Linked DNA regions of Homo sapiens: region 2 is linked to region 1. A link is a contact called in ENCODE Hi-C or POLR2A ChIA-PET data. All regions are on one chromosome and are shown on one strand. The core of a region is the stretch at or near the end of the contact, and the rest is flanking DNA. Distances in the headings are between cores, read along the strand shown.

Region 1 (7,361 bases), core at 1,690-4,189:
TATTGATTCAACTAAAAATAGCTGGGGGTGGCTGGGCACGGTGGCTCACACCTGTAATCCCAGCACTTTGGGAGGCTGAGGCGGGTGGATCACCTGATGTCAGGGGTTCAAGACTAGACTAGCCAACATGATGAAACCCCGTCTCTACTAAAAATACAACAAATTACCTGGGCATGGTGGTGGGTGCCTGTAATCCCAGCTACTCGAGAGGCAGGAGAATTGCTTGAATCCGGGAGGCAGAGGTTGCAGTGAGCAGCCAATATCGCACCACTGCACTCCAACCTGGACAAAGGTGAAACTCCCTCTCAAAAAAAAAAAAAAAAATAGCTGGAGGAAAGGAAAGGTAGTATAAGAAAGCTGCATTTTTGCCTACCATAGCAGGAAGTCACTAGATACTATCTAAACTTGACATATCCAGAAATCGCCTATTACAGCGATTGTGCTTTGCCTCTGGTCTTCCAATAGGCCAAAAGCACCTGTTACTTTTGGCACTGAGGACTGGTTTCCTGGAAGAAAAGTTTTCCACAGACTGGGCGGGCAGGGTTGGGGGGATGGTGTGGGGATGATTCACGTGTATTACATTTACTGTGCACTTTATTATTACATTGTAATATACAATGAAATAATTATACTAGTCACCATAATGTAGAATCATTGGGAGCTTGTTTTCCTGCAGTCCCATCGGGGGGTGATGGGGGACAGTGACAGATTATCAGGCATTAGAGTGTTATAAGGAGGGCACATGTGCAGCTCACGATAGGGTTTGCGCTCCTATGAGAATCTAATGCTGCTGCTGATCTTATGGGAAGCGGAGCTCAGACAGTGATGCAAGCGATGGGCAGCAGCTGCAAATAGCGGATAAAGCTTCACTTGCTCACCTGCTGCTCACCTCCTGCTGTGTGGCCCAGTTCCTAACATGGACCGGTACTGGTCTATGGCCTATGGGTTGGGGAACCCTTGGCCTATGATATGTAATACATAATGGTATATACATTATAATAGGCTAGTATATATAGCAAGCCTATTGTACAGAGAGATAGTGGTAACTGCCAGATAAAAAGCAGCTAAAAGAGATAAAAGCAGGTATTATGGAGTAAGGTAGAGTTGGAGAAGGGATGTGACAGGAGAATGCTATTTTTCATTATAAACCTTTGGTAGTAATTGATTTTTAAAACTCATGTGCCTGTTTGAATTTGATAAAAATTTTATAAATACATGAATAAGGCCAGGTGCGGTGGCTCACGTCTGTAATCCCAGAACTTTGAGAGGCCAAGGTGGGTGGATCACCTGAGGTCAGGAGTTCAAGTCTAGTGTGGTCAACATGGTGAAACCCCATCTCTACTAAAAATACAAAATTTAGCCGGGCGTGGTGGCGGGCGCCTGTAATCCCAGCTACTCAGGAGGTTGAGGCAGGAGAATCGCTTGAACCTGGGAGGCGGAGGTTGCAGTGAGCCGAGATCGCGCCACTGCACTCCTGCCTGGACGACAGAGTGAGACTCCGTCTCAAAAAAAAAAAAAAAAAAAAAAGAGTAAAGGTTGATCTAACTCTTCTGACAGCTTTGTCTCTGAAGGCTGAAGGCAGGGTGCCTCTAGACAATTGAGGTAAAGGCATCCCTTCCTCCAGGTAAATGTAACTTCGTGCCAGGGATTGTGGCTTAGCAAGCAGAACCAAGGCTGGATATCAGCTGCAGTCACTGGAGCAGTGCACAACCTGCACCGCTGTGTAAGGCTGGCAGTGGTTGGTGAGGCTGTCTACGTGACGATGCGTGAGGGCTTTAAACGGTTCAAGCCTTGATAAAGGGAAAGGAATTATGATGGCCCAGACCCTTGACCAGATCTCGGTCTCATGTTGAAATTAGAAGTATGTCTTATTGACCCTGACCTGTCTTCCTCTCCTTCTAGGTGACTTGCTTTTGGAGGGCTTCAACAACTACACCTTCCTCTCCAATGGCTTTGTGCCCATCCCAGCAGCCCAGGATGATGAGATGTTCCAGGAAACCGTGGAGGCCATGGCAATCATGGGTTTCAGCGAGGAGGAGCAGCTATGTAAGCCTCACACCTTGAGTCTGGAGGGTAGCTTGCCTGGATACCAGTGGAACCTGTTAAGAACTCTTCTCTGGTCAGGACAGATTTCTGCTCTCTGAATTCCCCACCTTCCATTAAAAAAAAAAAAAAAAAAGGAGGAAAATGAATTTTATTCTAGGTGGTTTGTTTGTGTTGTAGAAAAGTGGCTGTATAACTAGGGTTGCAAGTAACCCGAGCTGGCTTAAACCAAAGGGAAAGTGACTAACTCAGAATGTTGAGAAGTTCAGGGAGGTTAGGCACAGTGGTTCAGGTCTGTAATCTCAGCGCTTTGCGGGGCCAAGGTGGGCGGATCACTTTAGGTCAGGAGTTCGAGACCAACCTGGTCAATTTGGTGAAACCCTGTCTCTACTAAAAATACAAAAAAAAAATTAGCCAGGGCTGGTGGTGCACACTTGTAGTCCTAGCTACTCAGGAGGCTGAGGTGGGAGGATTGCTTGAACCCGGAAGGCAGAGGTTGCAGTGAGCCAAGATTACACCACTCCACTCCAGCTTGGGAGATGGAGCTAGACTCCATCTCAAAAAAAAAAAAAGTTCAGGAATTCAAGCTTCAGGTACAGTGAGATCTAGGTGTTCAAAAGATTTTTCTAGAACCTAATTTCTTGTCTTCTATCTCTCTCGACTACATTGTTTCTCTATAGGATGCAGTTTGTTGACAGCAACATAGCTGGGTTCCAGCCCTTATATTCTTTGGGTTTATGTCCAAAGAACAGAGTAGATTCCCGGCTTAAGTTCCTGAATGGAGTGTCATTGACTCTGATTGGTTGGCTTAGGTTGATATGCACATTCCTGAGCTATGCAGCATAGGCAGGGTTGTGGAAAGCGCAGGGTGGTTTCATTATGGTCCCTAAGAATGGATTCTTGGAGCTGAAGGTAGAGATGTTGGCCTCATCAGGAACATGTGGGCAGGGTTTAGGGGAGGGGGAGTGATCGAGGCAGTGGATTTACTCAGGCTTTTCCTGGAGGGGTTGCTCTGGTGATCAATTGATATTGATCAAAATCATCCAACCAATGGCCAAGAAACACACTGGGTCTTGAGAACAGGACAGCTCAGAAAGAAATTCTTGGTCGGGACACTGTGTTTCCAGAAACGATTTTCCTTCTGCGTTAGATGTGCCTCAGTGTTGAAGGTTAATCTCTTTCAGGAACACCAGGACAGAACTGTGGAAAGTTTCCCTTCCTTCCCACGCCTACGCCCGTTTGGAGCCCCAGAATAGCACTGAGGTTGCTGAAATGCTGCATAAGGGGAGGGGCAGCTCCTCCGAAGATAACTTGGGGTCTGGAAAATTAGGCTGTATGGGTCAGTTGACAAATGGATGGTGTATGTGGGTCTTGGCCAGGGTCCCACATCAGAATCTAGTGCTGATAGCCTCCTTGTCTGAATGACATAGGCCCTCCAAGAATGATTCATTTCATTTGGGACAGGGGTCAGTTTTGCTTCTAATCTTGCTTTTAAATAACAATGAACAATGGTTAAGTATTTGCTGTGTGCCAGGAATTTACCAAATCCTTTTTTCTTGATGTACTACACTGTTCAGTATAGTTTTATTTAAATAATAAAAAACTGGAACAGGCTGGGCACAGTGGCTCATGCCTGTAATCCCAGCATTTGGAGACACTGAGGCAAGAGGATTGCTTGAGCCCAGGAGTTCGAGACCAGCCTGGATAACACAGTGAGACTCTGTCTCTACAAAAAAAATAAATAGAAAAAAACTGGAACAAACTAAAATAGGTTGATTAATAGAGGGTTTATTAAATCATTGTCTGTCCTTGTGAAAGAAAACAATGAGACCATTTAAATTGTTTTGCTGGGCATGGTGGCTCACGCCTGTAATTCCAGCACTTTGAGAAGCCAAGGCAGGCAGATCACTTGAGCTTGAGTTTGAGACTAACCTGGGCAACATGGCAAGATCCCTTCTCTACAAATAATACAAAAAATTAACTGGGTGTGGTGGTGCACACTGTAGTCCCAGCTACTTGGGAGACTGAGGCAGGAAGATTGCTTGAGCCCAGGAGGTCGAAGCTGCAGTGAGCCGAGATCACACCACTCTGTCACCTAGGCTGGAGTACGGTGGCGCAGTCTCAGCTCACTGCAATCTCTGCCTTGCAGGCTCAAGCAGTCCTCCCAGCTCAGCCTCTCAAGTCGTTGAGACTACAGACATGTGCTACCACGCCTGGCTAATTTTTGATTTTAGGGTTTTTGTTTTGTTTTGTTTGAGATGGAGGCTTGCTATTGTCACCCAGGCTGGAGTGCAGTGGCACGACCTCGGCTCACTGCAACCTCTGCCTCCTGGGTTCAAGCAATTCTCTTGGCTGAGCCTCCTGGGTAGCTGGGATTATAGGCGCCCACCACCATGCCCCACTAATTTTTTTTGTATTTTTAGTAGATACTGGGTCTCGCCATGTTGGCCAGGCTGGTCTTAAACTCCTGACCTCAGATGATCCACCCATCTTGGCCTCCCAAAGTGCTGGGATTGCAGGCATGAGCCACCGTGCCTGGCCTGGGGTTTTTTGTTTTGTTTTGGTTTGATTTTTGGAGGGGTGGGTAGAGACAAGGCTTCACCATGTTATCCAGTATTCTCTGGTCTTGAACTCCTGGGCTCAAACAATCAGCCCACCTTGGCCTCCCAAAGTGCTGGGATTACAGGCATGAGCCACCATGCCCAGTCCCCAGTGTTCTCAATGTACTTTGGCACTTGTTTCCCCTTTAACCACAGAGACCAGACTCCAGGCCCAGCACCTTCGGCAGCCCCAAGCATCTAGCTAGAATTTGGTAATACTGTTTTCCTTGTATTTATATTTATAATTGCCATCTATTTATGGCAAGTGAAGATGATTTGTCACTGAAGATAGAGAAAGTTTTCTATTAAAACAAATGTAAGGAAAGAGAAGGAAGTAAATTTAAAGAAAATGATTAAGCAAATAATGGAGCAGATGGTACACAGAGCAAGCATTCAGACGATGGCGTGCAAATGACGAACTCTCATAGGAACCAACTTAGTCCTAAATGTACACCAACCCCATTTATAAACCAAGAGCTACTTCCAAACCCTCCATCAAGGGGCCTATGGAGAAGGGGGTGGGTCAGGCTTCAGGCTGGAGCTTCATGAGGCTCCAAGTGACCAGGGGACACCAGGATTTTCCCCACCACATTGGGTTCTGCAGCCTTGAACTCCTGGCCTCAAGATATCCTCATGCGCCACCATGCCTGGCCTGGTTATACTGCTTCTAATGTATTTTGAAGATAAAAAATAAAATCACCTAAATTGTCCATCCTGTGTATCCCTGGTGGTACACATGTCTGATGTTGGAAAGTCCTGTTTCTTATTCCTCAGCAAGAAGAGAGGTGTAAGGCCACTGTAAAAAATTAGCACAAACTTGATGCCTTAAAACAACAGGAATTTATTCTCTCCCAGTTCTGGAGGCCAGGGTTCTGAAATCAGGGTGTCGGCAGGAGCCGGGCATAATGGCTCATGCCTGTAATCCCAGCACTTTGGGAGGCCAAGGCAAGAGGATCGTTTGAGGCCAGGAGTTCAAGACCAGCCTGAGCAACATAGCAAGACCCCTTCTCTACTAAAAATTTAAAAAAAAAAAATTTTTTTTTTTTTAAAAGACAAGATGTTGGCAGGGGTTGTTCCTCCTGGAGGCACTGAGGGAGATCTGTTCCTTGCCTCTGTCCTGGCTTCTGGTGGCTCTGGCTGTTCCTGGCTTTTCCTTGGCTTGTCTCACTCCAGTCTCTGCCTCATCCTTCATGTGGCATTCTACTCTGTGGGTCTTCTCTTCTGTCCATCATAAAGACACTTGACATTAAATGTAGGGCCCACCAGGTTAATCCAAGATGATCTCATCTTGAGATCTTGTACTTGATTCCATCTGCGAAGACCGATTTTTTCCAAAATAGGCCACGTTCAGGCTGGGCGCGGTGGTTCACGCCTGTAGTCCCAGCTCTCAGGGAGGCAGAGGCGGGAGGATAGCTTGAGCCCAGGAGTTCGAGACCTGCCTGGGCAATATAGTGAGACCCCGGTATCCACAAAAAGGAAAAAAAAATAAATGTAACCCCCCAAATTAGGCCACATTCACAGGTTCCAGGTGGACATATTTTAGAAAGACCAACATTCAACCTAATATAGGTGGCTTCCACTCTTTATCACCTACTAGGCCAGGCCCTTGCTCAGCATCTTACAAGACCTAAACTTCACGAAGCAGGTACTACTGTTACCATCTCCGTTTTGCAGATAGGGAAACTGAGGCTCATGGGACTTATTGAGACTCATGTAGAGTCTCTATCCTCTATTCATCCATGATTCATCCATCAATCCATCCTCTATCATCCATCTATCCTCTACTCATCCTTCCATCACCCATCCATCCATCACCCATCCGTCCATCCATCTACCCACCCATCCATCCATGAACCCATCCTCTATACATTTATACATTCATCCATCCATTCACCCTCCATCTGCCATCCATCCATCTCCCTCCCTCCCCATGTGTATCTGGACCCGGAACTAGGATTTGGAAATTCAGAGATAATGAGATTTATAAGAAGCAAAGCTGGGATTTGAACTCAGGACTCTCTAACTGCAGAGCGCGTGCTTTGCACCAGCACACCAGGATGCTGCCAGCCGTCACCACCCTTGCTGTGTTGTGTCTCCTCACTGGTTTACTTCTTTGCTGTCTGCTAATTCTGCCCCAAGGTTCATCTCTTATGGCCTGGGAGTGGTGGCATTCTTTTGTCATTTCTGGAATTACATTTAACTATACCAGAAAGTGCAAACCAATGGTTCCTGAGCCCACAGGAGAGATCGGCCACTACAACCTTCAAAATTTTTAGAAATTGGTTCCTAAAGTTTAAATATGGGTAGGCCGGGCACTGTGGCCTATAATCCCAACCCTATGGGAGGCCAAGGCACATGGATCACTTGAAGTCAGGAGTTTGAGACCAGCCTGGCCAACATGGTGAAACTCCGTCTCTACTAAAAATAGAAAAATTAGCCGGGTGTGGTGGCACACGCCTGTAATCCCAGCTACTCTGGAGGCTGAGGCAGGAGAATTCCCCTGAACCTGGGAAGCGCAGAGGTTGCAGTGAGCCGAGATTGCACCAATGCACTCCAACCTGGGTGACAGCAAGACTCAGTCTCACACACACACACACACACACACACACACACACACACACACACACCAAAAAACATGGGTACACTTCACATAAAAACTCTGGGTTTCCATTATCTAGAAAAATCAGAAGTTCCAGCAACACTTGGCTTATATCCCCT
Region 2 (7,557 bases), core at 419-2,918, 150 kb before region 1:
AGAGTGAGACCCTGCCAAAAAAAAAAAAAAAAAGTAATTTCTTCAACCACAACAGAATAAAACTAGAAATCAACAAGAGAAAGAAAATTTTTAGATTCACAAATATACGATTATGTAGAAATTAACATAAACAATGAGTAAAATAAGACATCATAAAAAAATTTTTAAATATTTTGAGATGAATGAAAAAGCAGTACAACTTACCAAAACTTATGAGATGCAGCAAAGACAATGCTCAGAGGGAAATTTATAGCTGTAGTCACCTACATCAAAAATGAAAGAGGGTGGGCGCAGTGGCTCACGCCTGTAATCCCAGCACTTTGGGAGGCTGAGGCGGGTGGATCACCTGAGGTCAGGAGTTCAAGACCAGCCTGACCAACATGGAGAAACCCCATCTCCACTAAAAAGACAAAATTAGCTGGGCATGGTGGCACATGCCTGTAGTCCTTGCTACCTAGGAGGCTGAGGCAGGTGGATCACTCGAACCCATGAGGCGAAGGTTGTGGTGAGCTGAGATCGTGCCATTGCACTCCAGCCTAGGCAACAAGAGTGAAACTCCATCTCAAAAAAAAAAAAAAAAAAATGAACACTTGAGGCCAGGAGTTTGAGACCAGCCTCAGTAATATAGCGAGACCCTATCTGTATGAAAAATACAAATAAAAAATCTAGCCAGGCATCGTGGCACATGCCTGTGATCTCAGCTACTTGGGAGGCTGAGGCAGGAGGATCACTTGAGCCCAGGAGTTTGAGGCTGCAGTGAGCCATGATTGCACCACTACACTCCAGCTTGGACAACAGAGCAAGACCTTGTCTCAAGCAAAAAAAGAAAGACAGATCTCAAATAAATAATACATTCTTCCACCTTATGGGATTAGAAAAAGATCAAACTATGCCGAAAGCAAGCAGCAGCAAAAAAACAATAAAAATTACAGTGAAGATAAATAAAATATAGTATTCTATAAAAGCAATAGAGTCAACAAAACCAAAAACTGGTTCTTTAACAAATCAGCAAAATTGCTAAACTTTTGGAAATACTGATGCCCCCAGAAGAAGAATGGAGATGGCCCAAACCACTAAAATCAGGAACCAAAGATTACTACAACCCTTACAAAAATAAAAGATTATAAGAGAATACTATAAACAATGACATGTCAATTAATTGAATACACCTGGAAGAAATGTACAAATTTCTAGAAACACACAAATTACCAAGACTAACCCAAGAAAAACTAGGAAGTCGGAATAGATCTATAACAAGGAAAGAGATGGAATTGGTAACAATTTTTTAAAGTTCCGTAAGGAAAAGCTCAGGACCCGATGGCTCCATTGGTGAATTCTACCAGGTATTTGAATAATTAAGGCCAATTCTTATTAAAATCTTCCCAAAACTAGAAGAGGAGGCAACATTTCTGACCCACTCTATGAGGCCAGCATTACCCTGATACCAAAGCCACACAATGACATTACAGGAAAAGGAAACTATAGACCAATGTCCCTTATAAATATAGATGCAGAAATCCTAAAGAAAATACTAGCAAATCAAATCCAGCAGCATAGAAACATATTATACATATGTGTTAACAGATGAGACTTATCCCAAGAATGTAAGGGTGATTCATTATAAGAAAATCAGGGCAGGGCGCAGTGGCTCACAACTGTAGTCCCAGCTACTTGGCATGCTGAGGTGAGAGAATCACTTGAGCTGGGGAGGTTGAGGCTGCGGTGAACCATGTTTGTGCCACTGCACCCCACCCTGGGTGACAAAGTGAGACCCTGTCTCAAAAAAGAAAAAACTCAGCCAGGCACGGTAGTGCACGCCTGTATTCCCAGCACTTTTGGCAGACCGAGGCAGGTGGACCATTTGAGGTAAAGAGTTCAAGATCAGCCTGGCCAACACGGTGAAACCCCGTCTCTACTAAAAATACAAAAAATAAAAATAAATTAGCTGGGCGTGGTGACACACGCCTGTAATGCCAGGTGTTAGGGAGGCTGAGGTAGGAAAATTGCTTGAACCCAGGAGATGGAGGTTGCAGTGAGCCGAGATCATGCCACTGCACTCCAGCCTGGGAGACTGAGTGAGTCTCCATCTCAAAATAAGTAAATAAATAAATAAATAAATAAATAAATGTTATTCACAACATTAATAGAATTAAGGGATAATGTAGAAAACAGCCTTTGACAAAACCCAACACCTTTTCAGGATTTAAAACAAAACAAAACAAAACAACAACAACAACAACAAAGAATACTGAAATAATAAAGACCAGAAGAGAACTTCTTCAACAGGATAAAGGGCATATATAAAAAACTTACACCAGGCCAGGCAAGGTGACTCACTCCTGTAACCCCAGTACTTTGGGAAGATTGCTTGAGCCTAGAAGTTTGAGACCAGCCTGGGCAACATAGTGAGACGCTGGCTCTATTTATTTATTTATTTTTATTTATTTATTTTTTGAGACGGAGTCTCGCTCTGTCGCTCAGGCTGGAGTGCGGTGGCATGATCTCGTCTCACTGCAAGCTCCACCTCCTGGGTTCAGGCCATTCTCCTGCCTCAGCCTCCCGAGTATCTGGGACTACAGGCGCCCACCACCACGCCCGGCTAATTTTTTTTTTGTATTTTAGTAGAGATGGAGTTTCACTGTGTTAACCAGGATGGTCTCTATCTCCTGACCTCGTGATCCGCCTGCCTCGGCCTCCCAAAGTGCTGGGATTACAGGCTGAGCCAGCGTGCCCGGCCTGCTGTTTCTATTTATAGAAAGAAAGAAAAAGAAGGAAGAGAGAAAGAAGGAAGGAAGGAAGGAAGGAAAGAAGGAAGGAAGGAGAAAGAAAGAAAGGAAGAGACTTACACCATATGCAACAGTGAAAGGCTTACAAATTTAAAGATTTCCCCACAAAGACCAGGAACAACACAAGGATGCCTGCTTTTACCACCTCTTGTCGACATTGCACTTTAATGTTTTATTGATTGATTGATCTATTTTTTATTGATATATGAATGGATTTTTTTTCTTTTTTTATTATACTTTAACTTCTACAATACATTTGCACGACGTTGCACGACGTGCAGGTTTGTAACATAGGTATACATGTGCTATGTTGGTTTGCTGCACCCATCAACTCGACATTTACATTAGGTATTTGTCCTAATGCTCTCCCTCCCCGCCCCCACTACCCCCAACAGGCCCCAATATGTGAAGTTCCCTGCCCTGTGTCCATGTGTTTTCATTGTTCAATTCCCACCTATGAGTGAAACATGTGGTGGTTGGTTTTCTGACCTTGTGATAGTTTGCTAAGAATGACGGTTTCCAGCTGCATCCATGTCCTTGCAAAGGACATGAACTCATCCTTTTTTATGGCTGCATAGTATTCCGTGGTGTAGATGTGCCACATTCTCTTAATCCAGTCTATCATTAATGGACATTTGGGTGGCTCCAAGTCTTTGCTATTGTGAATAGTGGCACAATAAACATATGTGTGTATGTGTCTTTATAGTAGCATGATTTATAATCCTTTGGGTATATACCCAGTGAAGGGATTGCTGGGTCAAATGGTATTTCTGGTTCTAGATCCTTGAGGAATAGCCACACAGTGTGTGGCTATTAAGCAGAATGGTTGAACTAATTTACACTCCCACCAACAGTGTAAAAGCATTCCTATTTCTCCACACCCTCTCCAGCATCTGTCGTTTCCTCACTTTTTAATGATCACCGTTCGAACTGGCGTGAGATGGTATCTCATTGTGGTTTTGATTTGCATTTCTCTGATGACCAGTGATGATGAGCATTTTTTCATGTGTCTGTTGGCTGCATAAATGTCTTCTTTTGAGAAGTGTCTGTTCATATCCTTTGCCCACTTTTTGATGGGGTTGTTTGTTTTTTTCTTGTAAATTTGTTTAAGTTCTTTGTAGATTCTGAATACTAGCCCTTTGTCAAATGGGCAGATTGCAAAAGTTTTCTCCCAATCTGTAGATTGCCTGTTCAGTCTGATGATAGTTGCTGACCAGGCTGCAGCATCACAGGTTGATCTTGGACTGCTTCGCTAGCAGTGACCAAGGCTCTGTGGGCGTGCGACCTGCCGAGCCAGGAACGGGAGAGAATCTCCTGGTCTGCCAGTTGCTAAGACCGTGGGAAAAGCACAGTATTTGGATGGAAGTGTACCGTTCCTCCAGGTGCAGTCTGTCACGGCTTCCCTTGCCTAGGAAAGGGAAATCCCCTGAACCCTTGCACTTCCTGGGAAAGGCGACACCCTGCCCTGCTTCAGCTCACCTCTGTGGGCTGCACCCACTGTCCAACCAGTCCCAGTGAGATGAACCAGGTACCTCAGTTGGAAATGCAGAAATCACCTGTCTTCTGTGTTGATCTCGCTGGGAGCTACAGACCGGAGCTGCTCCTATTTGGCCATCTTGGAAGTGACTCATCTATTTTTATTTATTTATTTTTGGAGACCGCTTCTCTCTCTGTCACCCAAGCTAGAATGCAGTGGCACGATCTCGGCTCACTGTGGCCTCTGCCTCCTGGGTTCAAGCAATTCTCCTGCCTCAGCCTCCCAAGTAGCTGGGACTACAGGTGTCGGCCACCATGCCCAGGTAATTTTTGTATTTTTAGTAGACACAGGGTTTCACCATTTTGGCCAGGCTGGTCTCGAACTCCTCACCTCAGGTGATCTGTCCACCTCAGCTTCCCAAAGTGCTGAAATTACAGGCGTGAGCCACTGTGCCTGGCTGAACATTGCCCTTTAATGTTTTAAAATGTAGGTTTTATTATTATCTACCTATGCTGAGGCCAACAAATTAGGAGACAACTGTCATTGAAAAGGTAGTTTGCAGCTGGGCGTGGTTGCTCATGCCTGTAATCCCAGCACCTTGGGAGGCCGAGGTGGGTGGATCACTTGAGGTCATGAGTTCTAGACCAGCCTGGCCAACATGGTGAAAGCCTGTCTCTAGTAAAAAATACAAAAATTAGCTGGGCGTGGTGAGGGCACCTGTAGTTCCAGGTACTTGGGAGGCTGAGGCAGGAGAATCACTTGAACCCAGGAGGTAGAGGTTGCTGTGAGCCAAGAGCATGCCACTGCACTCCAGCCTGGGTGACAGAGCAAGACTCCATCTCAAAAAAAAAAAAAAAAAAAAGAAGATCAACGCACAAACATCAGCCACATTTCCATAAACTAGCAATAAACAATCAGAAAGTAAAATTAAGAAAACAATTTCACTTCCAATAGAATAAAAATAAATAAATTTAACCAAGTAGGAGTAACACTAGTGCCCTGAAAACTACAAAACGTGGCTGAAAGCAAATACGAAGACCTAAATAAATAGAAAGACGACGTCACATGTTGATATGGTTTGGCTCTTTGTCCCCACCCAAATCTCATCTTGAATTGTACTCCCATGATTCCCACGTGTTGTGGAAGGGACCCAGGGGGAGATAATTGAATCATGGGGGCAGTTTTTCCCGTACTGTTCTTGTGGTAGTGAATAAGTCTGACAAGATCTGATGGTTTTATAAGGAGAAACCCGTTTCACTTGGCTCTCATTCTCTCGCTTGCCACCGCCATGTAGAAAATGCCTTTCGCCTTCCACCATGATTGTGAGGCCTCCCTAGCCACATGGAACTGTAAGACCATTAAACCGATTTCTTTTGTAAACTCCCCAGCCTTGGGTATGTCTTTATCAGCAGCATGAAAACAGACTAATACACGTGTTTATGAATTAGAAGACTTAATATTGTTAAGATGATAATACTATCCCAAAGTGATCTATGGACTTGATATAATCCCTATGAAAATCCCAACGTCCTTGTTTGCAGACCTGGAAAATTCAAACCTAATATTCACATGGTATTGCACCCAAGAGCCAATCTTGAAAAATGAGCAGAGTTGGAAGACTCACACTTGGTGATTTCAGAATTTACTACAAAGCCACAATAATCAAAAGGTGTGATACTGGTATGAGGATAGGCATATAGATTAGTGGAATAGAATTGAAAGTCTGGAAATGACCCATACATCTATAGTCAATTGATTTTTTCTTTTGAGACAGCATTTTCTCTGTTGCCCTGGCTGGAGTGCAGTGGCGCAATCACAGTTCATTGTAACCACTACCTCCTGGGCTCAAGCAATCCTCCCACCTCAGCCTCCCACATAGCTAGTAGCTGGGAGTATAGGCACGTGCCACCACACCTGGCTAATGTTTTTTGTTTTTAGTACAAATGAAGTCTCGCCATATTGCTGAGGCTGGTCTCAAACTCCTGGGCTCAAGCAATCCTCTCACCTTGACCTCCCAAAGTGCTGGGATTACAGTCGTGACCCACTGCACCCAGTGTGGTCAGTTGGCTTTTTGTTGTTGTTTGTTCGTTTGTTTGTTTTCGAGATGGAGTCTTGCTCTGTCACCCAGGCTGGAGTGCAGTGTCGAATTCTTGACTCACTGTAACCTCCACTTCCTGGATTCAAGCAATTCTCCTGCTTCAGCCTCTCGAGTAGCTGGGACTACAGGCACCCACCACCACGCCTGGCTAAGTTTTGTATTTTTAGTACAGACGGGCTTTCACCCTGTTGGCCAGTCTGATCTTGAACTCCTGACCTCAGGTGATCCACCCACCTTGGCCTCTCAAAGTGCTGGGATTACAGGTGTGAGCCACCATGCCCAGCCAGTGAATCGGCTTTTGACAAGCGTGCCACGGCCATTCAATAGGCGAAAGAACAGTTTCCCTCTCTCTCTTTTTTTAAAAATTTCAATAGATTTTGGGGTACAAGTGGGTTTTGGTTACATAGATGAATTATATAGTGGTAAATTTTGAGATTTTAATGCACCCATCATCACCCAAGTAGTTACACATGTACCCAACATGTAGTCTTCATCCATACCCTCCTCTCATCCTCCCCCTTCTGAGACTCCAAAGTCCTTTATATCACTCTGTATGCCTTTGGGTACTCATAGCTTAGCTCCTACTTATAAGTGAGGACATACAATATTTGGTTTTCCATTCCTGAGTTACTTCACTTAGATTAATGGCCTCCAGCTCCATCCAAATTGCTGAAAAAGGCATATATTTTTTTTCTTTTTTTTGAGATGGAGTCTTGTTCTGTCATCCAGGCTGGAGTGCAGTGGCATAATCTCGGCACACGCAACCTCCACCTCCCGGGTTCAAGCAATTCTCCTGTCTCGGCCTCCCAAGTAGCTGGAACTACAGGTGCACACCACCATGCCTGGCTAATTTTTACACTTTTAGTAGAGACAGGGTCTCGCCATGTTGGCCAGGCTGGTCTTGAACTCCTGACTTCTGGTGATCCACCCACCTTGGCCTCCCAAAGTGCTAGGATTACAGGCATGAGCCACCGTGCCCAGCCTAAAAGACATAATTTAATAGAACAGTCTCTTCAACAAATGACCCTGGGACCATGAGATATCCACATGCAAAAGAATGAAATTGGACTTTGAACTCACGCCATAATATTAACATCTAAATTATAAAAGTTAAAACTATAAAATACTTAAAAGAGAGCCCAGAGGGAAATCTTCATTATCTTTGGCTTGGCAATGGTTTCTTAAATATGACACCA

Evidence for each region. Hi-C counts contacts between places; a loop is a spot of excess contacts on that map. ChIA-PET counts read pairs that join two places held with the same protein, here RNA polymerase II (POLR2A). Pooled maps may share reads with other maps.
Region 2: a loop to region 1 is called in a map with no recorded cell type, with 2.1 times the contacts of the local background. The contact joins two enhancer-like sites. A Hi-C loop is called at or near these places in 1 of 168 maps with a recorded cell type or tissue (OCI-LY7), 1 of 37 single-sample maps with no recorded cell type and 1 of 50 pooled maps. POLR2A ChIA-PET finds 5 or more read pairs at or near these places in 1 of 52 experiments (activated T-cell).

Annotation. Positions count from the first base shown.
Region 1 is chr16:15,766,254-15,773,614 of GRCh38, reverse strand. MYH11 (myosin heavy chain 11) reads left to right here. Exons shown (of 41, transcript NM_002474.3): 9 at 1,903-2,046. Among named protein-coding and RNA genes, the nearest start is that of MYH11, 87 kb to the left of the region's middle. Within about 2 kb of position 2,939, at least 5 of the 41 ENCODE cell types and tissues checked have a DNase peak (open chromatin) inside an H3K27ac peak, as active enhancers do.
Region 2 is chr16:15,914,307-15,921,863 of GRCh38, reverse strand. All of the region lies in intron 1 of LOC107984869 (a long non-coding RNA gene), which reads left to right. Among named protein-coding and RNA genes, the nearest start is that of CEP20, 29 kb to the right of the region's middle. Within about 2 kb of position 1,668, at least 4 of the 41 ENCODE cell types and tissues checked have a DNase peak (open chromatin) inside an H3K27ac peak, as active enhancers do.